Linked DNA regions of Homo sapiens: region 1 is linked to region 2. A link is a loop called in an ENCODE intact Hi-C map of the cell type or tissue named here. Cell type or tissue: PC-9. All regions are shown on one strand. Each heading gives the region's core, and the rest is flanking DNA. Links, peaks and the distances in the headings are about the cores only. Region 1 overlaps MARK3 (microtubule affinity regulating kinase 3). Region 2 overlaps EXOC3L4 (exocyst complex component 3 like 4).

The links. Peaks named below come from ENCODE experiments on the same cell type or tissue, not always from the same donor. Only the 100,000 strongest peaks of a DNase experiment are listed, where the experiment ranks them.
Region 1: a loop joins it to region 2, with 2.7 times the contacts of the local background. A loop is called at or near these places in 3 of 110 quality-filtered maps.

Annotation. Positions count from the first base shown.
Region 1 is chr14:103,385,719-103,401,555 of GRCh38, forward strand. MARK3 (microtubule affinity regulating kinase 3) reads left to right here. Exons shown (of 18, transcript NM_001128918.3): 1 at 1-362. The coding sequence starts at 312. Among named protein-coding and RNA genes, the nearest start is that of MARK3, 8.2 kb to the left of the region's middle. RefSeq lists enhancers at 1-503, 444-633, 14,032-14,831 and silencers at 1-163, 15,552-15,671. In PC-9, for the core only: CTCF peaks have their summits at 5,464, 5,666, 8,530 and 8,731; DNase peaks (open chromatin) are centred at 5,483 and 9,705; H3K4me3 peaks cover 159 bases; H3K27ac peaks cover 4,558 bases.
Region 2 is chr14:103,100,243-103,108,242 of GRCh38, forward strand. EXOC3L4 (exocyst complex component 3 like 4) reads left to right here. Exons shown (of 12, transcript NM_001077594.2): 2 at 1-371; 3 at 1,876-2,530; 4 at 3,699-3,810; 5 at 4,025-4,147; 6 at 4,496-4,596; 7 at 4,750-4,830; 8 at 6,543-6,657; 9 at 7,182-7,301; 10 at 7,389-7,541. Among named protein-coding and RNA genes, the nearest start is that of EXOC3L4, 9.5 kb to the left of the region's middle. RefSeq lists an enhancer at 4,316-5,066 and a silencer at 4,941-5,100. In PC-9, for the core only: CTCF peaks have their summits at 4,881 (motif pointing right), 5,080 and 5,843; DNase peaks (open chromatin) are centred at 339, 719, 3,509, 3,789 and 2 weaker places; H3K4me3 peaks cover 2,427 bases; H3K27ac peaks cover 1,578 bases.

The DNA.
Region 1 (15,837 bases), core at 4,440-12,439, 290 kb after region 2:
GGGCGCCCTGAGGCAAGGGGACGCCGGCGGGCCGAAGCGCAGCCCGCCGCCCGCAGGCTCGGCTCCGCCACTGCCGCCCTCCCGGTCTCCTCGCCTCGGCCGCCGAGGCAGGGAGAGAATGAGCCCCGGGACCCGCCGGGGGACGGCCCGGGCCAGGCCCGGGATCTAGACGGCCGTAGGGGGAAGGGAGCCGCCCTCCCCACGGCGCCTTTTCGGAACTGCCGTGGACTCGAGGACGCTGGTCGCCGGCCTCCTAGGGCTGTGCTGTTTTGTTTTGACCCTCGCATTGTGCAGAATTAAAGTGCAGTAAAATGTCCACTAGGACCCCATTGCCAACGGTGAATGAACGAGACACTGAAAACGTAAGTAACCTGGGCGTTGTAGTTGGCGGACCTTCGGGGTGGCATTCGTGCTCCTCGGGCAGTGCCTTGCAGTCGGGTGTTCCCCCCAGCCGAACGCTCTGGAAATAGAGGGCAGGCCGTAGTCACCCAGGAGGCAGCCAGGTCGGACCGTTTCCTCCAGAAGTCTGCCGTGTCCCGCTGTTCGCGGGCGGGTCTGCGAAGTACATCGATTATGCCGGCAGTCTAGTCGGTTAATAAAGCCCAGGAGTTGCAGCGTTACGGATCGGTGCTTTGAGAGGCCAGGTTGCCGCGCAATGGATTGTGCAAACGTGTGTGTCAGATCACTGCAGTGGTCAGTGCTTATTTTAGCCGAACTCTGCTTTTAACTTGGTCAGGCAGTTCTTGAGAGACTGTCACATTAATAACATATGTTACCGGTGCTGATTAAGAGTAATCGATTGGGTCAAGTGGGCGGTCTCGTTCTTTAAGATGGTCTGGAACTAAATTTAATCACAGTCACTAAGTGTCCACTGAGGGATCTTTGCGGTCCCCTTAGGAATTCCAAAACACTAGCGCGCAGCCTTTATTAAGGCAGTTTCCTTTCCATACAAATCTTTTTTGAAGGAGTTGGTTAAACATTTTGAAAAGCAGATGTATAGTGAAGCTCTGCTCTGCCACTCACTGCCTAGCTGAGGGACACCCGCTGGGGGCTTCGCTGTCCTCCTTCCTAAAAAGAGATTGGCTTAGATGAGCTCTTAGGTCCCTTTCAGCGCTCACAGGCTATGGTTTTATAAAAGGAACCTTTGATTTTGTTCATGTGAAACTACAAAATGCCAGGAACAGCATTGCTAGAGAATGAGAACTTGTAGTAGAAATTCCATTGAAGAAACGTTTGACTCTGTTCGTTTTCTAACTCTGTTCTCCTCTAACACTGGGTTCAAAAGTGTTTCAATCTAGTTGTTGACTATATTCTGTAAAACATCTAGTAAATAATTTGTAAAGAAACTTCACTGGCCTTTCATTAAAAGTGTTATGAGGTAATTGCTGGCACGAAATGTCTTCTCTTAGGGAATGCTTCCTTGCTTTGAGTGTTTTCATGCTTTCAGTAATGTCCTGAGATGTTGTGGCCTAGTGGAGTTAATGCTTTCATTTTGATCTTCAAAAATGCCGCTTGTTTGCTGGATAGCTGTTTGATAATTTAATCCGTAAACGTAAACCATAGCCTAAAGCATCCCTGTAGCATATTAGTATACAATATTTAATGCTCTGTGGCCCTGAGTAAGTAGAACAGTGATGTACCTTTCTCCACCTGAGATAGATTAGAAAATTATATAAAGAGTGAGTAATAGAAACTCTTAGACTAGGTGAGTCAGGGAACTAATTTCCTTATAGTCCTTTTAAAGAAACCTTATTTATTTGTTTATTTATTTATTTATTTACTTATTTATTTTTTGAGACAGACCGAGACTGTCTCCCAGGCTGGAGTGCAGTGGTGCGATCTTGGCTCACTGCAGCCTCCACCTCCCAGGCTGAAGTGATTATCATGCCTCAGCCTCCCGAGTAGCTGGGATTACTGGCGTGCACCACCACGCCCGGCTAATTTTTGTATTTTTAGTAGAGACAGGGTTTCACCATGTTGGCCAGGCTGGTCTAGAACTCCTGGCCTCATGTGATCCACCCGCCTCGGCTCCCCAAAGTGCTGAGATTACAGGCATGAGCCAGTGTGCCCAACTGATTAGTTTTGATCATTGATCTTCACTCAGAGAAGCAAAACCTTACATTGAACCAGAGTAGGAGCTCCATGCTTTCTAAACTGAAGCCAAAAACAGTCATAGCAGATTTGTGATAATGAAGGATTTCAAATGGGTCTTTTTTCTTTCTTTCTTTTTTGAGATGGAGTCTGGCTCTGTCTCCCAGGCTGGAGTGCCGTGGCATGATCTCGGCTCACTGCAACCTCCGCCTCCCGGGTTCAAGTGATTCTCCTGCCTCAGCCTCCTGAGTAGCCAGGATTACAGGCATGTGCCACCACTCCCGGCTAATTTTGTATTTTTAGTAGAGACGGGGTTTCTCCATGTTGGTCGTGCTGGTCTCAAACTCCCGACTTCAGGTGATCCTCCCGCGTCAGCCTCCCAAAGTGCTGGGATTACAGGCGTGAGCCACCACGCCCAGCCATGTAGTGTATTTAAAATGAATTTTTGACTTTTTTTAAAAATCAAGTTTATCACACATCGTTGCATTAATTTACCATGCCCTGTTACATTTTTAACTCTTGCATTGGCATGTTCTGGAAGGAGCTGTGTAGCTTTCACAGTGTGGAGCCCTTGTGTCAGTGTTATAACTCAGGTATAGTCCATATTAATTACCTACATTACTGCACTGCTAAGTATTAGACTTCCTGCCAATTGAGTGGTGAATGTACAAGAATGAATGGGAGCTCTCATTCTGTTGAGAACCTTTTTTCTTAAAGTTAGGTTTGTTGAGATGTAATGTTCATCTGTTTTAAGTATACAGTTTGGTGAATTTTGACAAGCGTATAGTTATGTAACCGCTATCACAATCAAGATGTAGAACACTTCCATTGCCAGAAAGGTCCCTTATGGCCCTGTATAGTCAGTGCCCTCTCCCTTTCTTAGCCCCTGGGTAACCACTGATCTGCTTTCTGTCCCTGTAGTTTTGCCTTTTCTAGGATGCTATGTAAATGGAGTCACAGTGTAAATAATCTTTTGTGTCTTCTTTCACTTAGAGTAGTGCTTTTGAGATTTATTTGAATGTGTATCAGTATCAGTAGTTCATTCCTTTTTATTGCTGAGTAAGTATTTCCTTGTTTGGATGTGCCACAATTTTTTTTAATCCACTCACCAGTGATGGACATTTTTGGCTATTGTGACTAGAACAGTTTTCTTTTAGTATTCTGTAAAAATACTTTTTATTGTGCTTACCCCAGGAATCTTATTTAAATTTTAAGTAATTGTATATAACTGTGATAAGAATGTCGCTTATTAGATCAAGACTAAGAAAAGGCAGGCCGGGTGTGGTGGCTCATACCTGTAATCCCAGCACTTTGAGAGGCTGAGGCTGGCGGATCACGAGGTCAGGAGATCGAGACCATCCTGGCTAACATGGTGAAACCCTGTCTCTACTAAAAATACGAAAAATTAGCCGGGCGTGGTGGCAGGCACCTGTAGTCCTAGCTACTCGGGAGGCTGAGGCAGGAGAATGGCATGAACCTGGGAGGCAGAGCTTGCAGTGAGCCGAGATTGGGCCACCACATTCCAGCCTGGGCGACAGAGCCAGACTCCATCTCAAAAAAAAAAAAAAATTAGCCAGGTGCGGTGGTGCATGCCTGTAATTCCAGCTACTCAGGAGGCTGACGTGGGAGAATCACTTGAACACAAGAGGTGAAGGTTGCAGTGAGCCGATATCATGCCACTGCACTGCAGCCTGAGTGACAGAGTAAGACTCTGTCTCCAAAAAAAAAAAAAAAAAAAAGCAGACAACTTGCAACATTATCTTCATCCTTGTACACTAATTTGTTTTTGTTTGTTTGATTTCCAAATATTAATGTCCACCCTTAGTGAATGGGTATATAAAAGTTTACTGTTGGCCAGGTGCAGTGGCTCACGCCTGTAATCCCAGCACTTTGGGAGGCCGGGGCAGGTGGATCACCTGAGGTCAGGAGTTCGAGACCAGCCTGACCAAGATGGCAAAACCCTGTCTCTACTAAAAATACAAAAATTAGCCGGGTGCGGTGGCGGGCACCTGTAATCCCAGCTACTTGGGAGGCTGAGGCTGGAGAATCGCTTGAACCCTGGAGACGGAGAGTGCAGTGAGCTGAGATCAAGCCATTGCCCTCCAGCCTGGGCGACAGAGGGATACTCCGTCTCAAAAAAAAAAAAAAAAAAAAAAAGGCCGGGCGCGGTGGCTCACACCTGTAATCCCAGCACTCTGGGAGGCCGAGGCGGGCAGATCACGAGGTCAGGAGATCGAGACCATCCTGGCTAACACGGTGAAACCCTGTGTCTACCAAAAATATAAAAAATTAGCCGGGCGTGGTGGCAGGTGCCTGTAGTCCCAGCTACTCGGGAGGCTGAGGCAGGAGAATGGCGTGATCCCGGGAGGCGGAGCTTGCAGTGAGCCAAGATGGCGCCACTGCACTCCAGCCTGGGCGACAGAGTGAGACTCCATCTCAAAAAAAAAGTTCACTGTTGCTGCATCGTGTTATAGCTCAAAAGAACTACTCAATCTGATCCAGTGAGGTTGCTGAGACTCAGAGAGGTGACAAAGGCTGCTAGTAATGACAGAAGACCACTAACTATTTAGTAGCAAAGCCTCTACTGGGCCCCAGATCTCTAGCTTAGGCTCCACAAGGAGATGTAGTTGTACCTGTACATAGAGTATTTCTAAAACTTTTTTTTAAGCTTGTAGATCAGGGGTGTCCAATCTTTTGGCTTCCCCGGGCCACATTGGAAGAATTGTCTTGGGCCACAGATAAAATACACTAACACTAACAATAGCTGATAAGCTTTAAAAAAACTGCAAAAAAAATCTCACAGTGTTTTAACAAAGTTTATGAATTTGTGTTGGGTCACTTTCAAAGCTGTGGTGGGCTGCATGCAGCCCTAGGGCTGTGGGTTGGACAAGCTTGCTGTAGATTTTATTTTGATTTTGAGACAGTATCTCGCTCTGTCACCCAGGCTGGAGTGCAGTGGAGCAATCACAGCTTGCTGTAACCTTGACCTCTTGGGCTCAAGCAATCCTTCCGACTCAGCCTCCTGAGTAGCTGGGACTACAGGCGTGCCCCACCACATGCATGGCTAATTTTTAATTTTTTCGTAGAGATGAGATCTCCCTGTATTGCCCAAGGTGGTCTCTAACTCCTGGGCTCAAGCAGGCCTCCTGTCCCAGCCTCCCAAAGCACTGGAATTACAGGTGTGAGCCACCACACTCAGTCAAAACTATTTTTTAAAATATTTTATTATAGGAAAATTTAAAAAAATAGAATGTTATTTATCAATGCTTCTCAGCCACAGGGTGATTTTGCCCTCTAGTGGACATTTGACAATGTCTAAAGACATCTTTGGTTATCACAGCTGGAGAAAGGTTTGGCTGACCAGGAATGCTACTAAACATTTTACAGTACGTAGGACAGCCTTCCACAGCAAAGAATTACCCGGCCTAAAATGTCAGTAGTGCCAGCGTTGAGAAACCCTGGTATGTACTTAGCCCCCCATGTACTCAACAGCGCAGCTCAGTGGCCAATCTTATTTCATTTATAAATGAAGAAGCAAATGCAGTATCATTTCCTCTCTAAAGCTTTTAGAAGAGATAAAGCCTGTTTTAAGAAAAAAGCAATACTTTTATCATATTTTCTTAATATCAAATATGCAGTATTTAAATTTTCTCACATTTCTAATTTTTAAACTGTTCAAATTAGAATCCAGCTTGAATTCATACATTATAGTTGGCTGATATGTCAAATATGCTTTTTTTTTTTTTTTAATTGAGATGGAGTCTTGCTCTGTCGCCCAGGTTGGAGTGCAGTGGTGCAATCTCGGCTCACTGCCAACCTCTGCCGCCCGGGTTCAAGCGATTGTCGTGCGCAGCCTCCCGAGTAGCTGGGATTACAGGCTCCCGCCACCATGCCTGGCTATTTTTTTTTTTTTTTTTTTTTTTTTTTTAGTAGAGATGGGGTTTCGCCATGTTGGCCAGGCTGTTCTCAAACTCCTGACCTCAGGTGATCCGCCCGCCTTGGCCTCCCAAAGTGCTGGGATTACAGGCGTGAGCCACTGTACCTGGTCAAAATATGCTTTTTAAAGGCAACCAAACAGTTTGCATTTCAGTTTATGTTCTATAGTTATATGGAGCCACGGATACATCCTTTTTCTATACTGGCAAAATGAGAAACATATTTTTCACCTGAATTTCAAAGGATATGACACTTCGTAAGCCTGGTAATGTTATTGGCCAAAGTACCAGAGGCCCAGGGCTTTCCCAGTTATTTAACAGTTACTGATATGTGTGCATCATGTACTTATTATTAGTTAATGCAAATAGTCCCCCAAATTTCTGACCTCTGTGAAACTGATGATGCTGTTGTCTAGTCAGTCATCGGTTATGTGAGACTGAATTAACCTATTCAGCAAGTGTGAATGCCTACCGTGTGTATGATACTGTGCTAGGTGCTGTAGAGGCCATATACCTGGGACACATAGCTTTCCTGCTCTTTAGGATTTCCTGCTCCTTGCAGGACAAAGCAGCCTGAGCTTTATGAAACTAGTCTGTAACTCTCAAACTTAAGCAAACATTAGAATCACCTGAAGGGCTTTAGAACCGTGATCACTGGGCCCTACCCCTAGACCTTGATTTTACCCGTAGAATTGGAATTTCTAACAAGTTGCCAGGTGATGTTGATGCTCCAGGTCCGGGGACCACTCTTAAGAATCACTATAGCAGGAATTTCTGATGTTTATTTATTAAGAAAAAAAAATCACTGCCTTAGTGTGCAGTGAAGGCTTGCTAACTAAACTATACTCCTTTTAGATTGTACTGTGACTATCAAAGGAAGATTTCCAGACCATTTAATTGAGTTTTCAGGTTCCATGAGTTTAAAAAAAACTGTTTATTAAAAATTGTGGTTCTGGAAAATAACAATAGTTGCCATTTGGTGATCACTTAACTGTATACCAGCCAGCAATACTTTGTAGAGTATCTCATTTAAAATATGTAATATGGTTTTATTTAATTAGCTTTTTTTTTTTTTAAATTTCCTGAGGCGGAGTCTCACACTGTTACCTGGGCTGGAGTGCAGTGGCACGATCTCGCTCGCTGCAACCTCCGCCTCCCGGGTTCAAGCGATTCTCCTGCCTCAGCCTCCCAGGTAGCTAGGATTACAGGCAGCCGCCACCACACCCAGCTAATTTTTAAATTTTATTTTATTTTTTGAGACAGAGTTTCACTCTTGTTGCCCGGGCTGGAGTGCAGTGGCATGATCTTGGCTCACTGCAACCTCCGCCTCCTGGCTTCAAGCAATTCTGCCTCAGCCTCCCGAGTAGCTGGGATTACAGGTGCCTGTTACCATGCCCAGCTGATTTTTTTGTATTTTCGGTAGAGACTGGGTTTCACCATGTTGGCAGGCTGATCTGGAACTCCTGACCTCATGATCCTCCCACTTCCCTCCTCGGCCTCCCAAAGTGCTGGAATTACAGGCGTGAGCCACTGTGCCCCGGCTTAATCAGCTTGTCAACTTCTAAGCACAACCTGTTGAATCAAGCTGTTTGGGCCTTATCAGAAAAAAGTTGGCCTATAGTTTCAGCTACTCAGGAGGCTAAGGCCAGAGGATCACTTGAGGCCAGGAGTTCCAGTCGACCTGGACAACATGGTGAAACTATGTATCTTAAGAAAGAAAAAAAAAAGTTGATCTCTGAAGAATTCATGAAAATATTTAGTCAGTTTTCAGGGAAAGATCTTATAGACTTCAATTTGAGCATCCTTATCTTATGTATGTAAATGAGGTAAAGGTTGAAATTTGCAGTAAATAGAATTTTGGTCATTTAAGTTATGTAGCTCATGATATATACATTGTATAACTATTTAGACTTACATGGTGCATGATTTACATTGTAATTACATAGAGGCTTATACAGTCTAATAAAAATTAATATTAACTATTTGATTGCAAAGAGGATTGTTCTGCATTTTATTACTTTTTTTTTTTTTTTGAGACAGAGTTTCACTCTTGTTGCCAGGCTGGAGTGCAATCTCGTGACCTTGGCTCACTGCAACCTCCGCCTGCCAGCCTAAGTAGCTGGGGTTACAGGCACACACCACCATGCCCAGCTAATTTTTTGTATTTTTAGTAGGGATGGGGTTTCACCATGTTAGCCAGGCTGGTCTCAAACTCCTCACCTTGGGTTATCCGCCTGCCTTGGCCTCCCAAAGTGCTGGGATTACAGGCTTGAGCCACTGCGCTCGGCCTGCATTTTATTATTCTAAGATATAGCCAAATTTTATGCCTGGAATTTTTTCCTGGGCTGGAACAAATTCCTAGTAAGAGTCAGGGAATATTCCGTGACTTGTGGCTTTGGTTAAAAAAGAAAAAGGAGTCAGGGAATGCAGTACCCTCTGATCACCACTGGGAGGACTAAAGCAGAAAATTCATTTGTCTCATATCCATTTTCAAATTTCAAATTAAACATGAAGGAGAAAATAAATCTCTTACCTGGGAAGCTTTAATGTCCTGTCTCACACAAGAAGTTAAAGGTTGTGCTTGGAGTTGGTCTGCAAAAGTAATAAGGAATTTGTACTCACCCGTCTGCACCTGCTTGTACAGAACAATTGGAAGGGCAGAAGTTGGCTTTGAAAGAAAAGGCCTTTTTTTGGAGGTGGGAGGGGCATCCAATTTTGTCTTCAGCCGAGAGTTCGCTAGCACTACACTCTAGCCACTCAAGCTGCTCAACTATGGTTGGTCTTGTGTACTTCTGTGTGCACTAGATAAGACATTGTTTCTGTGGGTTATGTGGGACCTTGAAGTTCAGTGTTGAAGCTCAAACAAAGCAGGTGTTTTTTCTGTATTTCTTGTTGACAGGCATTTGCTTTTTGTTGGACCTAAATATTGTGGGGTTTGTGTATGGACATTTGACACAAAAATCTGTATTGGTAGAATTTAATATAAAATCAGAGAAGTTGAATTCACAGGTTTTGTTCATAGAATTTTACATAACTCTAGTCTTTTTTCTTTTTTTGTGATGGAGTCTTGCTCTGTTGCCCAGGCTGGAGTGCAGTGGCATGATCTTGGCTCACTGCAACCTCTGCCTCCTGGGTTCAAGTGATTGTCCTGCCTCAGCCTCCCGAGTAGCTGGGATTACAGGCACCCGCCACCACGCCTGGCTAATTTTTGTATTTTTAGTAGAAACGGGGTTTCACCATGGCCAGGCTGGTCTTGAACTCCTGACCTCAAGTGATCCACCTGCCTCGGCCTCCCAAAGTGCTAGGATTATAGGCATGAGCCACAGCGCCTGGCCACAATCTTACACTACTTTCCTGAAGGGATGTGTGATGGAAAGAGTCTGGGCTTGAAAGTGGAAGACAAAAATGAGAGTCTAAGACTGATCGAGATAAAGATTCTGAAGAGGTAGAATGGACCTCATAAGATGGAGCAAAAAAGAAGGAACAACATATAAAAGGAGAAATTAGAATTTAGAGTTATAGACTGGAATTTGAAACTAGTCTTGAGATTTAACTGTGGACAAATTCACTCGGCTGTGCCTCATGGTTTTTTTTTTTTTAAATCAAAAGAGAATAACATCATTCAAGTTGTGTCTTGGTTTTTTTGTTTGTTTACTTAGATTTTTATGACTTCACTTTCTCAATTTCCTCTGTGGCCAGATTCATCAGGCATTCAGTCACTTTCATCTCTGTCAGGCTGGCCTTGTGTTCTGTCTGTCTGTTCTGCTGCATAGTTGTCATCCTGAGATCTCCCTTCACCCATATCCTAGGGATTCCCTTTGCCTTTCCTGTTCGATCCATTTTCTTCCCCTTGGTTCACTCCCAGGTTTCATTGCAGCAGTTCCTCCAGTGATTTTCTGAGAAAGTTGCTCAGAGGTAAATTTTTAAAATCCTTTCATATCTGCAAACATCTTTATTCTGTTCTCATACTTGATTGATATTTTGGCTGCATATAGAATTCTAGACTGAATGCCCTTTTTCCTCAGAATTTTGTTTTCTGTCTTATATAGCATCTGACACTCCGATTTGGAGAGAGAGAATGCTATTTTGAGTCTTGCTTATTTTTCTGTTTGTTTAAGGCTGATTGGAAGTTTTGTGCATTTGGATGGATCTTGAATACAACAGTGGGACACACTGTTATTTCTTTGTGGTGCTCTTGATACCAATATATTTAGTCTTATCACTTGGCCTAGGCAAGCACGGAATGCCCATGTTCCAGGGAGCTGAGTCGGGAGAGGGCAGAAGGAAAGATCTGTGGCTTTCTGCTTTCTCTGCTTGTTTTCAGTGTCCCTGCCCTCAGTTGTGCCCTGTGTCCCCAAGCCCAGAGACTTTCCATTTTGCCCTTTCTAAAGAACCTCCAGTTTTTTGCCTGAGTGGGAGAGGAGACCCGGGGGTCTGTTATTTAACAGACTGATAGATCTTCTTGTTTCAGGCTTACTTCACTCACACTTCTAGAGGTACTTGTACTACCAGTTCCTGAACCTTTTGAGAGTTCTATAATACAAATCAGGATTTTCCAATATCTCCATAGCTGGCTTAGGATTAATCTTTCTTATATGTGTTAAGTCATTTTCCTTCTTTTTTTAGTTTCTGAAAGTATATCTGTTACCACTTTTATTTTCTTTGTCTTGTGGCTTTTTTCCTTATGCCTTATATTTTTTTCCTTTACTTTCATATTAATGGAGTTTGGAGAGGGAGGGGAAGTAAATGCAGCCATGATTTATAACCAGACTTGGATTAGGTGTTTACATATGTCAATACATGTCTTTAAAATTTAGCTAGTACTTGTTATTATAAATAACAAACTAAGATTGATAGGCTTCTTGAAAAATTGGCGGTAAATTTGGCTAATGGTGGGTTGTTGTAGTAGAGTAGCGTTTCCCCTTTTCACCCAAGCTTTGTTACCTCTTCTTGGGTGGTGCCTGGCCTGAGATGTCCTTCATCTCTCATAAGAACTCTCCTACTTGCCCTTTGAGGACTCCATCCCTTCACATCTTGGGGTACCTTTTTTCCTTCATCTCACCCAAATGTGATCATGTCCTTTGGGTGCCTAGAGCTGCATTATCCAGCACAGTAGCAACTAGCCACATGTGGGGCTACCAAGCACTTGAAACGTGGTTAGTTTGAATTTAGGTGTTCTGTAAGTATAAAAGATAAACCAGTTCAAAGACAGTATTTCAAAAATAGGATATAAAGCCTTTTTATATTATGCATTGAAATATTGGGGGGTATATTGAGTTAAATAAAATGGTATTTAATTTAACGTATTAAATATGTTTCTTTTTACATTTTTTAATGGAGCTACTAGAAAATTGAAAATTACATATGTATGTCACATTATACACCTATTGGACAGCATTAGAGTATTCACTCTGATTTTCTCTTGGGGCAGGAATTGCCCCTTGTTTCAGTTGCTATTCCCCCGTTAGCACCCCGTGTATATCATGAGTGCCTTGAAGGTTTGACACCACACTTTTCTGTTTCTTTTATTCCCTGCTAATGCCTACCATATAGTTGACTAGCCGAAAGTTACTGAATAAACATTTTTTTTTTTTTTTTTTGAGATGAAGTCTCACTCTGTCACCCAGACTGGAGTGCAGTGGTGCGATCTCGGCTCACCGCAACCTCCGCCTCCCAGGTTCAAACGATTCTCCTGCCTCAGCCTTCTGAGTAGCTGGGACTACAGGCACCCGCCACCATGCCTGGCTAATTTTTTTATTTTTAGTAGAGATGGGGTTTCACCATATTGGCCAGGCTGGTCTCGAACTCCTGACCTTGTGATCCTCCTGCCTCAGCCTCCTAAAGTGCTGGGATTACAGGCGTGAGCTACCGCACCTGGCCTGAATCAAGATTTTTTTAGCCACAACTTGTGCCTTACAAGTTTTTTATTCTAAGGATTAGACAAGTAAATTATTTTTCACCGTATTACATTAGTTCACCTACTATACCAGTAACAATTATTTTATTCAAAAGTGAAACAGATTTTACTATATTTATGGGACAATAACAGTTCCCCCTTCCTATTCATATTCTTAGATGCTTTCTCATAAATTCAGCTGTGAAGAGTCACATTATCTTTGATCCATGTGAGACTATCTTCTTGTTTTATCTACTCCTGTTAGTCTCCATATGTCATTACTCTTACCCTCCACCCCACGTTACTGTTTTAATGTGTTTAGTATGTGTATGTGTTCTTACATAGTTTATTTTGGTATGTTTGGTACTTTATGTAAATATTACATATGTCTTATCTGTGCGCTTAATATATTGCATCTAACTGCTGAATAGCAGTGAGATGTATGCATCTACCACATTTTACCAGTCTGCTCGCCAGAGGTGCACATGTTAATTTTCTCCAACTCTGTCACCACAAAAAAAATGCTTCAACATCTTCATGCATGTCCCCTTATGGAGCAATGTAAGAGTTTCTTTGGGATATATAGCTTGGAATGGACTTGATGGGTCACAGGAAATGTCAGATTGTTCTTCTAGATGGCTGCTTCCATCAATAGTGCACCACAGTTTTTGTATTCCCGTTTCTCTGCCAACATTTCAGAGCTTTCTGCCTTTTCCCTATCTAACAGGCCTAAGGTGATACTACATTGTGGTTTTAACTTGTATTTCTCTCTGATTTTTAGAATCTCTTTATACATTCCTTGGCTTTGGGTGCATTCTTGTTTTTTGCGGGGGTTGGTGATTTTTATCAAATCAAGGACAGACATCCCATTCTAATCCTAGTTTGCTATAGGAATTTTGTGGGGGCTTTTTGGTAGAGACAGGGTCTTGCTATGTTTGCCCAGGCGGGTCTCAAACTTCCGGGTTTAAGCAAGCCTCTTGCCTCAGCCTCTGAAGGTGCTGGGATTACAAGCATGAGTCACCATGCCTGGCCAAGAGTTTTTAAATTATAAATTGTTCAATCTTATCAAATCCTTTTTCTATGTTGAATGAAATAATTGCCTAGCTGCTTTCAAAAGTGAAACGTGACTTTGTGAATATTTCTAAAGTACAAAATACTTGGAGGACAGCCATTTATTGTCACAACTTGGCTTTGTAGTTTGTTTTTGTTTTTGTTTTTTAACATTTGGAAACCATACCTATGTGTTAAGTAAGTGGCTTGTGATTTAAGGAATAGAATGCATGTAAGGGCACACTTCTTTTGTTTTACAGAAGGGATCAAGTTCTGTTCAGGAAGATTTGAAACATAGTGTAAAGTTGTTGCTGTTTTAAACTTGTAAACCTGATTCTTCTCATGTGGGAGGTACGTAAGTAGGCCTCTCAGATTTCAGGTTGGTTCTCTGCCTGGTAGATACAAGGGCAAAACTATTCTGGAACCATATTGATGTTAAAAAAATTTTTTACGGACTTCCTGCCGGCAAGGATTTTTTTAAAAGATTTTTTAAATGTGTCTAAGAAATGTTTTAATTTGTCTTCTGATTATACAGTGATTTACAATTCATGCTTCTTTTATATGTGGGCAAAATTAAGAACTAATATGTAAAACAAAATGGAGCACATTCCCATTTTTCTTATTGCTTTGAGTTGATATGGCCCCTATGTCAGTAGTGCTTTGGCTGAACGTCACAAAGACCTAACACAGTGCCCTAAACAAATAGGGGGTTTGTTTTTCTCCAAAAAGAAATTTGGGGTAGGGTGCGGTGGCTCACACCTGTAATCCCAGCACTTTGGGAGGCCAAGGCGGGTGGATCACGAGGTCAGGAGATCGAGACCACGGTGAAACCTCGTCTCTACTAAAAATACGAAAAAAATTAGCCGGGCACGGTGGCGGGTACCTGTAGTCCCAGCTACTCGGGAGGCTGAGGCCAGAGAATGGCGTGAACCCGGGAGGCGGAGCTTGCAGTGAATCGAGATGGCGCCACTGCACTCCAGCCTGGGGCAACAGAGTGAGACTCCATCTCAAAAAAAAAAAAAGAAAAAAAAAAAAAAGAAAGGAATTTGGAGGTATGCAGCGTCTAGCTTTGGATCAGCAGTTCAGTAATATTGGAGTTGGTGGTATTTTAAGGTAGTTTTGTCTTTTCTGTCATGTTTGAGACCCTGTAGCTACAGGATAATGTTTTACAGTTACAGCTACATGGTTGCATTCAAGGAAGGAGGAAGGAACTGTACTGGCAACTCTGTCCTTACCCCCCCACCCTCCTTTTTTTTTTTTGAGATGAAGTTTCTGTCACTCAGGCTGGAGTGCAGTGGCGGAATCTCAGCTCACTGCAACTGTCGCCTCCCTTGTTCAAGCGATTCTCATGCCTCAGTCTTCTGAGTAGCTGGGATTACAGGCATGTGCCACCATGCCTGGCTAATTTTTGTACTTTTAGTAGAGATGGGGTTTCACCATGTTGGCCAGGCAGGTCTCAAACTCCTGACCTCAGGTGATCTGCTAGCCTTGGCCTCCCAAAGTGCTGGGATTACAGGTGTGAGCCACAGTGCCCGGCCTCCCCTTTTATGATAAACAAAGGCATTACCAACCCCTACCCCCTACTACATTGCCACCTAGTAGACTTTAACTAATGAGAACTGGCCAGAACTAAGCCAGATGGCTATCTCTAGCTGCAGAGAAGTTTGGGAAAACAAGTATTTGGCCAATGTGGTCTCCCTAAACACGTGTTCAACTTCTTGAAGAAGGAAATCTCATGTCTTTGGCTGTATTCAGCATTTTTCAGTAGCAGTTACATATTCTAGTTTTCATGGTGGATGAAGTGGTACCAGCTTAGTTCCACAGGAGGGAGAAGAATCAGGACTCATTTAATCCATAAGAATTAAACTCAGCAGCTTTTGAGTACCCATTATGTGCATAGTCTGCCATGAAATATTATAAAGTAGTCCAGGTATGGTGGCTTACACCTGTAATATCAGCACTTTGGGAGAATAAGACAGGAGGATTGCTTGAGGCCAGAGTTTGAGATCAGCCTGGGCAACATAGTGAGATCCTATCTCTACAAAAAATTAAAACATCAGCCATGTGTGGTGTACGCACCTGTAGTACCAGCTACTAAGGAGGCTGAGGTGGGATGATCCCTTGAGTCCAGGAGTTCGAGGCTGCAGTGAGGTATGATCGATCACACTACTGTACTCCAGCCTGGGCAACAGAACGAGACCCTGTCTCAAAAAAAAAAAAAAAAAAAAGTTATCAAAGAATTATATAACATTTTGTGTGTGTGTGTGTGTGTGTGTGTGTGTGTGTGTGTGTATGCAGGTTGTTTATTGGCTCCTTAGGAAGAAAAAAATACGTGTATGAAATAATTGATTAACAGTACAAGAACTCATAATTATTTGTTTAAATGTTTAATGTTGGTACTGAGTGCTGTGGCATAGGAATAGGGAACTTTTTCTTAGGGTCGGTGATGGATTCTTGGGAAAATAAAATGAAGGGCAAATGGAAGCAAAAGACAATTTAATTTGCTTCTGTTTTAAGGGAACTTTTAAAAAGTTAATTCTTAAATTTTTTAATTTAAGGACTTCGTCAAGAAACATCGAATTAAATATATTGAGTTTAACCCTAACAAGCATCAGATCTTTCAGTCTGCTGTATGAGGAAATACAAGTTTCTTTCTGCTTTCTATTATGATTGTTGATTTGCATGAGCGTGTTTTAGGTTAGGCTGTGTTATGCTGTGGTAATACATACCACCAACATCCTCATGATTTAACACAATAAAAAACTTCTGCTCACACCAAGTCTGCTTGAGGGCTCATTGGCTCCGTGGAAACTGATCTCCATGTCCAGGCCAGTTTGGTCTTGTGGCCGTCCGTTTTAGGGCAGT
Region 2 (8,000 bases), core at 1-8,000:
TCCTGGGCCGGAGCTGCAGAGTCCCAAGGAGGCTGAGGAGCCACAGACTCCAGCTCAGGGCTCCCGGCGAACAAGCAGCAGGAAAGAGCCCAATGCCCACCGCAAGGATGGCACAAGGCTGGGCCTGGGCTCCCTGAGGCAGGCCTTCTCCCGGGCCAGCCAGCGGGCTTTGACCCAGGTCTCCAAGGAAGATACGGGCCTGTTCCGGCGAAGCTCCTGCTCCCTGTTCCGGTCCTTCCGGCAAGCCCTGAATGACGGCCCAGCTACCGGCCATTCCCAGGCCACTCCTGAGGTGCCCTCGGGGGTCATGAATGGTGTCAGCCAGCAGGCATCCACTGGGGCAGCGTCTGAGGAACTGAAACCCGAGGCAGGTAAGGGCCTCAGAAACAACACGAAGCATGAAAGGAAACGGGCCAGAGGTCAGGGCAGCTCAGCTGAGGTTTCCGGAAAGGCTGTCCTCCCTAGCTCCCCAAACCCTGCCCCCGAACATGTGCAATTCTTTATTTATTTGAGACAGGGTCTCCACTCTGTCACCCAGGCTGGCATGCAGTGGTGCAATCACAGCTCACTGCGACCTTGGCCTCCTGGGCTCAAGCGATCCTCCCACCTCAACTTTCTGAGTAGCTGGGACTACAGGTGTAAGCCACTGCACCCGGCTAATTTTTTTTTTTTTTTTTTGACACTGACTCTCACTCTATCACCCAGGCTGGAGTGCAGTGACGCAATCTTGGCTCACTGCAACCTCCACCTCCCAGGTTCAAGTGATTCTTCTGCCTCAGGCCCCCAAGTCACTAGGACTACAGGTGCGTGCCAACACACCTGGTTAATTTTTTTTTTTGCATTTTTAGTAAGACGGGGTTTCACCATATTGGCCAGCCTGGTCTTGAGCTCCTGACCTCGCGATCCGCCCCCTCAGCCTCCCAAAGTGCTGGGATTACAGGCGTGAACCACTGTGCCTGGCCTAATTTTTTAAATTTGTTTTTATTTTTTTGTAGAGATATGGTCTTGCTATGTTGCCCAGGCTGGTCTCAAACTCCTGAGCTCACCCAATCCTCCTGCCTTGGCTTCCTGAAGTGCTGGGATTACAGGCGTGAGCCACCATGCCCAGCTGGACAATTGCACTTTAAATTCTTGCAGCATCTCTGCAATGGGAGCCCCCCCATTGGGCAGATAAGAAAAGTGAGGCTCAGAGAGGTGGAGTGACTTGCCTCAAGTCTCACAGCGTGGAGAATGGGACCTGAACCCAGATATGCATGGCCCTAGATCCCCACCTCTCCATGGCCTTTCACAGCCTGGCTCCTGGTCAAACTAGGGCCATGCACACAGCTGATCACAGGGTTGCAGAGGGTGCAAGGCTCGCAGAGGTACCAGGAGGGGAGGTCAGGGGGATTGCCCAGAGGAGGATACACTGGGGTGGGAAGAGGGGGACATGGAGGTGGAGAGCTCTTGTCGGGTGGAGGCTGGCGGAGAGTGGGGAGCAGCAGGAATGTAAAGCTGGACACGGGCAGGACACGCCCTGCCTGAGCTCCGACCCTATTAGACCTGCAATCAGGGCTGAGCATGAGGCTATCAGGTCCGGCTCAGCCGGGAGTGGAAGGTGGGTGTGGGATCCAGGCGGAAGGTAGGGGTTGACCCAAATTGCTCTGTTCAGCCAGGCTTGGGGCCCCAGGTTCTGCCTCTTCAAAGGTGACTCTAAGGGAGGGCTCCTGGCAGCTGGGGCCTGTTGTTCCTGGAGCAGGCCTTCAGCTGTGCTGGGGCATCTGGCAGAGGACAGACAATCCAGCCCCGATGGATTGAGCCGTGGCCTGCAGGTCTTCGTCCAGGTTCGGGTCTTGGGGCGGTCCCTCTCACCGCCCTTCTCGCCCGCCTGTGCAGAAGGCAAATCCGTGGCCGACCTCATTACTGAACGGCAACTGCTGGCGGCCTTCGAACAGCTTCTGCGCCTGGAGACGCTGCTGGTGGCCGAGAAGGCCTCGCGCACCTTTGAGCAGGACCCTACGGCCTTCGCGCGGCGCGCTATGGACGTGTGCCTGCTTTACGACGGGCTGGCAGCCGAGATCGGCGCCATCGTGCGCGAGACGCTGGACAGCGACGGTGTGGACGCGGCCGCGCTGGCCGAGCTGGCCCGCGTGGTGAGCGCGGAGGAGGAAGCCCACCCTTCTCCCCCCGACGACGGCGACTTCCTGCGCACGCCGCGCCGCTGGCGCCAGCACTGGGAGGAGGCGGTGCGGCGAAGCGCTCAGGAGCGCGTGCGGCGGCCGGGCGCGGGGTGGGCCTTCGGGGAGGCGGAGGGCGCGTCGGGTTTGGCCCAGCTTCTGGCCGAGCTGGGTGGCTTGGTTCGCCGCGACCTGCAGAAGGTGCGGCAGGAGGTGCAGCCCGCGTATGCGGCGGCCGGCTTCCCAGCGTGGGAGGTCTATCTGCGTGCCTTCCACAGCGCCGTGGCCCAGCGCCTCCAGGAGCTCGCGCGCGACGCCCGCGGCTGCGAGCAGCTCTATATCCTGCTGGACTGGGCCGCCAACGTCTACGGCAGGTGAGTCTCGGCCAGGGCGCCCAGTGGCGAGGACAGCTGCCGCTTCCTCCGCAGGCCTTGGGGAGCCGGCTTTGAGGAGCACCGGACCTTTCTTCTCTGTTCCCTCCCTGGGAGAGGGCTGAGAGCCGAGGGCTTCGACATGCTTTCCTCGGCGGGTTAGGCCGTGGGGCGCTCCCGCCCCAGGTTTTCTAGGGGTCACCCATACACAGTTCCAGAATTTGAAAAGTTTCCGCGGGGAGGTTCCCATGGGAGCAGGGCCTGTGCTGGTTCCACCAGGTGCCTTTGGGCGCATCAGAAAAGGGCACATCTTGGCCAGGCGCCATGGCTCACGCCTGTAATCCCAGCATTTTGGGAGGCTGAGGCGGCCGATCACCTGAGGTCAGGAGTTCGAAATCAGCCTGGCCAACACGGTGAAACCCCGTCTCTACAAAAATTAGCCGGGCATGGTGGCACGCACCTGTAATCTCAGCTATTCCGGAGGCTGAGGTAGGAGAATCGCTTGAACCCGGGAGGCGGAGGTTGCAGTGAGCCGAGGTCGCGCTATTGCACTCCAGCATGGGCGACAGAGCAAGACTCTGTCTCAAAAAAAAAAAAAAAAAGAAAGAAAGAAAGAAAAGAAAAAAGAAAAGGGCACCCCGTTAGGCCAGACGGGCATCTGGGTTCAGGGTACAGCCTGCGGGGAGCGGCCACCTCCCGCTCTCTGCCTGGGATGAGGATGGATTGCCTTCCCCGCGGAGCGGTTCCCAGCCCCACCGGCAGGAGCGCCCACGGAGGTGGGGGAGGTTGCCTGAAGTCCCGCACTCCTTAAATTGCTCCTTAAATTGTGTGGGGTCAGACCCGTGTCCGCCCTGCTGTGGGCCTCCGTGCTGCGGGTTGGAGGGTGGCCGATTCCTGAGCTGTGTTTGAGGAGAGGGCGGAGTGCCATCTGGGTAGCCGTCCTTCAGCGTTCTGCAGGAAGGCAGGAACCCAGCTGTCAGAGGCTTCCCGGGAGGGGGTGTGGCATGGCAGCCTAGAGGCGCGCGCGCGTGTGTGTGTGTGTGTGTGTGTGTGTGTGTGTACAGATGCCCAGGTTCGGGATTGGCGTTAGACTTTGAGCCTGGCCAGAAGAGGGGCAGCGGCTGCCGCATCAGAGCCGCTCCCGCCCCCAGCCCCCTGCCCTGTCTTCCAGTCCTGACTTCCTGGGCGCCCCGGGGCTGGCGCTGCCCGCCGAGCCGCTGCCTCCGCTCCTGGCGCCGGACGTGTGGGCCCGACTGGAGAGCGACTACACCAGCTTCCTGGAGGTCAGGCCGGGCGGGTCAGGCTGGGCGGGCCAGGCTGGAGGGGGCGGGCCCTGGGGGGATGTGCGGCGCCCAGGCTATCGGCGGCCAGAGCTGGCTCTGGTTCACCCTGTGGCCCCCGGCGCGGGCTTGTGACCCGACAGGGCGGCCCTCATCCCGGACGGCGCGGGACGGGGTCTGGGAGGGTCTCACCACGGCCCATCCCTTCTCCCCCCAGGCCAAGATCGCAAGCTGCTTCGACAGCATCTTGCAGCTGGAGCAGAGTCACTGGGCGGCCGCCGAGGTCCCCGAGGTGCTGCAGGGCCTCTACCAGGCGCCGCTGTCCATGGACGTCCATATGGTGCGGCCCGGGAGCAGGGGCTGAGAAGGGGCGTCTGTTCAAGCCTCACGCACACGGTGGCGATTTCCAGAACGAATTCCTATCCAGTCCCAACCAACCCTTCCGTTAGATGGGAGCCTGAGGCCCCACGCGGGGGGAAATCGGGGACCCCCGGCGCGCCGACGGGCAGGGAGGCTGCTGGATGGGAGTTTGCGGGAGTTGACTCTCCAGTTGGGCGGCTGAAAGCTGGAGGGGCCAAGACTGACAGGCACAGCGGGGCGGGCTGGAGGCGCAGCGGGGGCTACCAGGGGACCCGCGGCCTCAGGTCGGGGGCTGGGAGGCACGCTCAGTGCGGGGCTTCGCTCGCAGCTCGTGGCCGAGCACGTGAAGGCGGCCGGCGCCATCTCCGCGGAGCTGGAGGCCACCACCCTGCGAATCTGCACGCGGGCGCTCGGCCTCTTCGTGCCCAGGTGCGGACGCATCCTCAGTAGGGGAGCGACCTGGCCGGGTGCGCTCTGCAGGTGGGAGGGAGGAGTCTGCGTAGGGACCTGATTGGGAGGGTGGACCCAGGGTCATCGCGCAGCTAGGGAGGGTCCCCAAAGGCTCTGTGTATCCCGCCCCAGGTTTGAAAAGGCTTTTCTGGCGTCGGAGGCGGTGAGCGAGCCGCACCTGGGCGCCTACATCAACGCCTGCGAGGAGCTCAGGTAGGGCTCGCCCGCTCCTGTGCGGGCGCAGCGTGGCCAGCAGGGGGCGCGCGAGCGCCGGGAACCTGGATGGAGGGGAGTGCGCGCGCGTGGAGGGGGCAGAGGTGAGGAGTGTGTGTGTGTGTTTGTGTCTGTGTGTTGGTGGATCTGAGGGGTGTGTGTGCGTGTGTGTGTAGCAGAGTTGGGGGGTGTGTGTGCGTGTGTGATGGAGCTGAGGGTGTGTGCCTGTGTGTGCATGCGTGGAGAGCTGAGGCTGTGTGTGTGCGTGTTTGGCAGAGCTGAGGGCTGTGTGTGTGTGTGTGTGTGTGTGTTGGAGCTAAGAGGTGTTTATGCATGTGCGTGTAGGGGTGGAGCTGAGTGGTGTGTGTGTGTCAGAGCCTAGATGCGTGTGTCTTGTGTGTGTGTGTCCATCCGAGCAGGGGCCCTGGGGGAGTGTGGATGGCTCTTCAAGGCTGAGCAGAGGCCGAGGGGTTCCAGCTCCCTGCCTGCTGCCCTGGGCTCCATTTTTCCCTCCCTTCATCCCAGGCAGCATTTCTTCCATCTTGGGACACCTCCTTCTCTGGGAAGCCTCCCTCAGCCTGCACCCTGGGCTTTGCTGGGGTGAGGTCTGGGTCTCTGTGTCCCCAGAAGGCAGACGCCCTCCCTGTGGGCTGGCAGTAGCTGTTGGCCTTCCGTGCCCTCAGCTCCAGGCCAGGCCTCAGCAGATGCGGCAGCGCCAGAGGCACAGACTGAGCCTCCCCATCTGGGTTTATCCTTTTTTAAAAGTGTGTAAATTTTAGTGTCCCGAAGTACTTCTCATTTGTCTGACTTCAAAGAACAGCTGTGCCACCTGCTGGCTGTGTGCTCCGGGACAAGCCACCTCCCCTCTGTGGCTCTTTTGCCACCTGTCAAATAGGATCAGAGCACCTGCTCCCTGGGGTGGTGTGGGACCTCTGTGCCTCAGGGGACTCAGTTCCCATTGGCTCTTTGTGAGCACTTCTCAGTGCCAGGCACTTTGTGGGTGCCTTCCCTGCCTGACACGTCTCATCCCAAGCGCAGTATACCCACGCACAGGTGCAGAGCACAGGCCTGGAAAGGAGGTGCCACTTGCCCGTGGCCACGTAGCCAGGAAGTGGTGGAGCTGGGACTTGAACTAGGCCTGCCTAAATCCAAAGCATGACCATCAGGCACTGCTTCTCCAACACTCTCGTCCTTAATCTGTGCCAGGCTTGTCCTTGGTGCTGGGACCCTGGGGTTTCAGCTCCAGGGAGCGTTCTCTGCCCCTTGGTAGGCAGCCTCTGGCCAAACCCTTGATGGAACTCCAGCCTGCTCTACTGTGTCCCTGGCTGCGGGGACTGCGTATAGCCTGGCCCTCAGTTTCCTCAACAGTGAAATAGGGACATGGTCACCTTCAGGGGGCAGTTATAAGGCTCAGGGTAGGGTATGTTCCAGGCATGGCTATGCCGCACTGTTTATCACCAAGAGGGATGGAAGGTCTGTCCCAGAGCTGCCAGAGGGGAACGGGTCAGCCACCCCTGACCCACCCCTTTGTGACTGGCTCCCTGGGCTTCTGTGCTGTCCCCCACTTGACTCTGCTCGCAGACAGCTACAATGGGGAGCCCCACGGGCTGCCCTTCACATTGTAGTCTAAGTGAGTGGAGCTGTGTGCCCGGCTCTATTCCCCAGCCTGGTCTCCCTTGCCCACCTCATCGCTGGTCCTGGCCCCTCCCCAGGACCAGTCTTCTCTCCAGGTTCCCAGGAACCCAAGAGGAGCTGGAGAAGCCCCTGGTGACGGCCACCTGCAGCTTCCAGAAGCACTTGCTTCAGGGCTTGCAGCGTGAGTTGCAGGTGACTGTGATAGGCCCTCTCTCCCTACTTCCCATGCCCAGCAGGCACCCCCTATTTCCTAGAGCCTGGGGGCCCAGGTCACAGCATTCATTTATTCCAGGGTGAGCTCATGGGTGTGTGTGTAGGGTAGTGGGCAGGGGACCCAGGTGAGGTCCCAGCTGAGCAGGGGCGGCTGGGAGACGCCTGCCTTCTCACTTCAGTCTCCAGCTCTTAGTGGTCACCCCCGAAGCCTGGGATGGTGGGTCCACGGATCCAGGCCCAGGGTCCTCACCCAGTCCCTCAAGGCTTCTCCAGGGCATGCCCTGAGCAGATCTGACTGCACAGACTCAAACCCTGCCCCTAGAGCTTGGGGCCTGGGAGAGGCATTCTGGGAAAGGGCTCGTGACATAACCTGTGGCTAGGAGAGGGAATGGCACCCCAAACCCAGGAGGGAAGGGGTCAGGAGTGGCACACTGGGCTTCGAGGGAGGGGTTACGTTGCGGGCGTAGTGCACATTTGCAGACTCCCAGCCCCTCTGTCCCCAGCCGCTCTTCAGGGTTGTGTGCACCAGGGACTGGCTGACGCAGGACTGGCTGCATCCCCTCATGGACAAGGTGGTGACCTTCGCCGGTCATCTCCAGCGTGTGGCCCGGCCGCGGGCACAGGTACCACAAGGGGGAGGGCCCTGGCAGGGCTGTGCCCAGGATTGGGGCTGTTGACCCTGACCCTGACCCTGACCCTGGGCCGCCCAGGAGACTCTGCAGGAGGTGCACCGGTTCGTGGTCCGCGAGTACCTGGCGCGGGCGCTGAGGCCACGGGAGCGGTTCCGGGGCATGGAGCGCATGCATGGCTCCCAGAAGATGAGCCTGGATGCCCAGGCCATCAGCGACACCTTCCAGGGCCTGGTAGGGGCGGCATGACTGCCCTTCGGTGCTCGCCTCTGTGTGGGGAGTGGTGGCAGTGACTAGGGCCTTAGCGCCGGGAGGGCTTTTGGCAGGAGTGGTTCTCCCCACTCTGGATCAGGTGGAACAGGGACTGGGGCGCCTGTGGGGCTGGGGGGTGGAGGGAACCAGGTGGGAGGGCGGCACTTTGCATACATTTGCATACAGTTTGCAGGGGTGCGGGGAAGGGGCGAGGGTCACAGCCCCATCTCACGGTCAGGGCCTTTGGGAGGTGTCCCCCACCTCAGGCCAGAGCCCTCAGAGTGGAGGCACCAGCGCCCCTGCACACCCCTCGTCTGCCCCCTAGCAGTGCTTTCAGGCTGGCCTCGGTTTTCCTGTCCAAGCAGGATGGGATCGGAGGGGAGATGAAGGCTGTGTAGCCAGCCCATGAGCCCTCGGTGCCCAGGCACGCTCCCGTTCTGT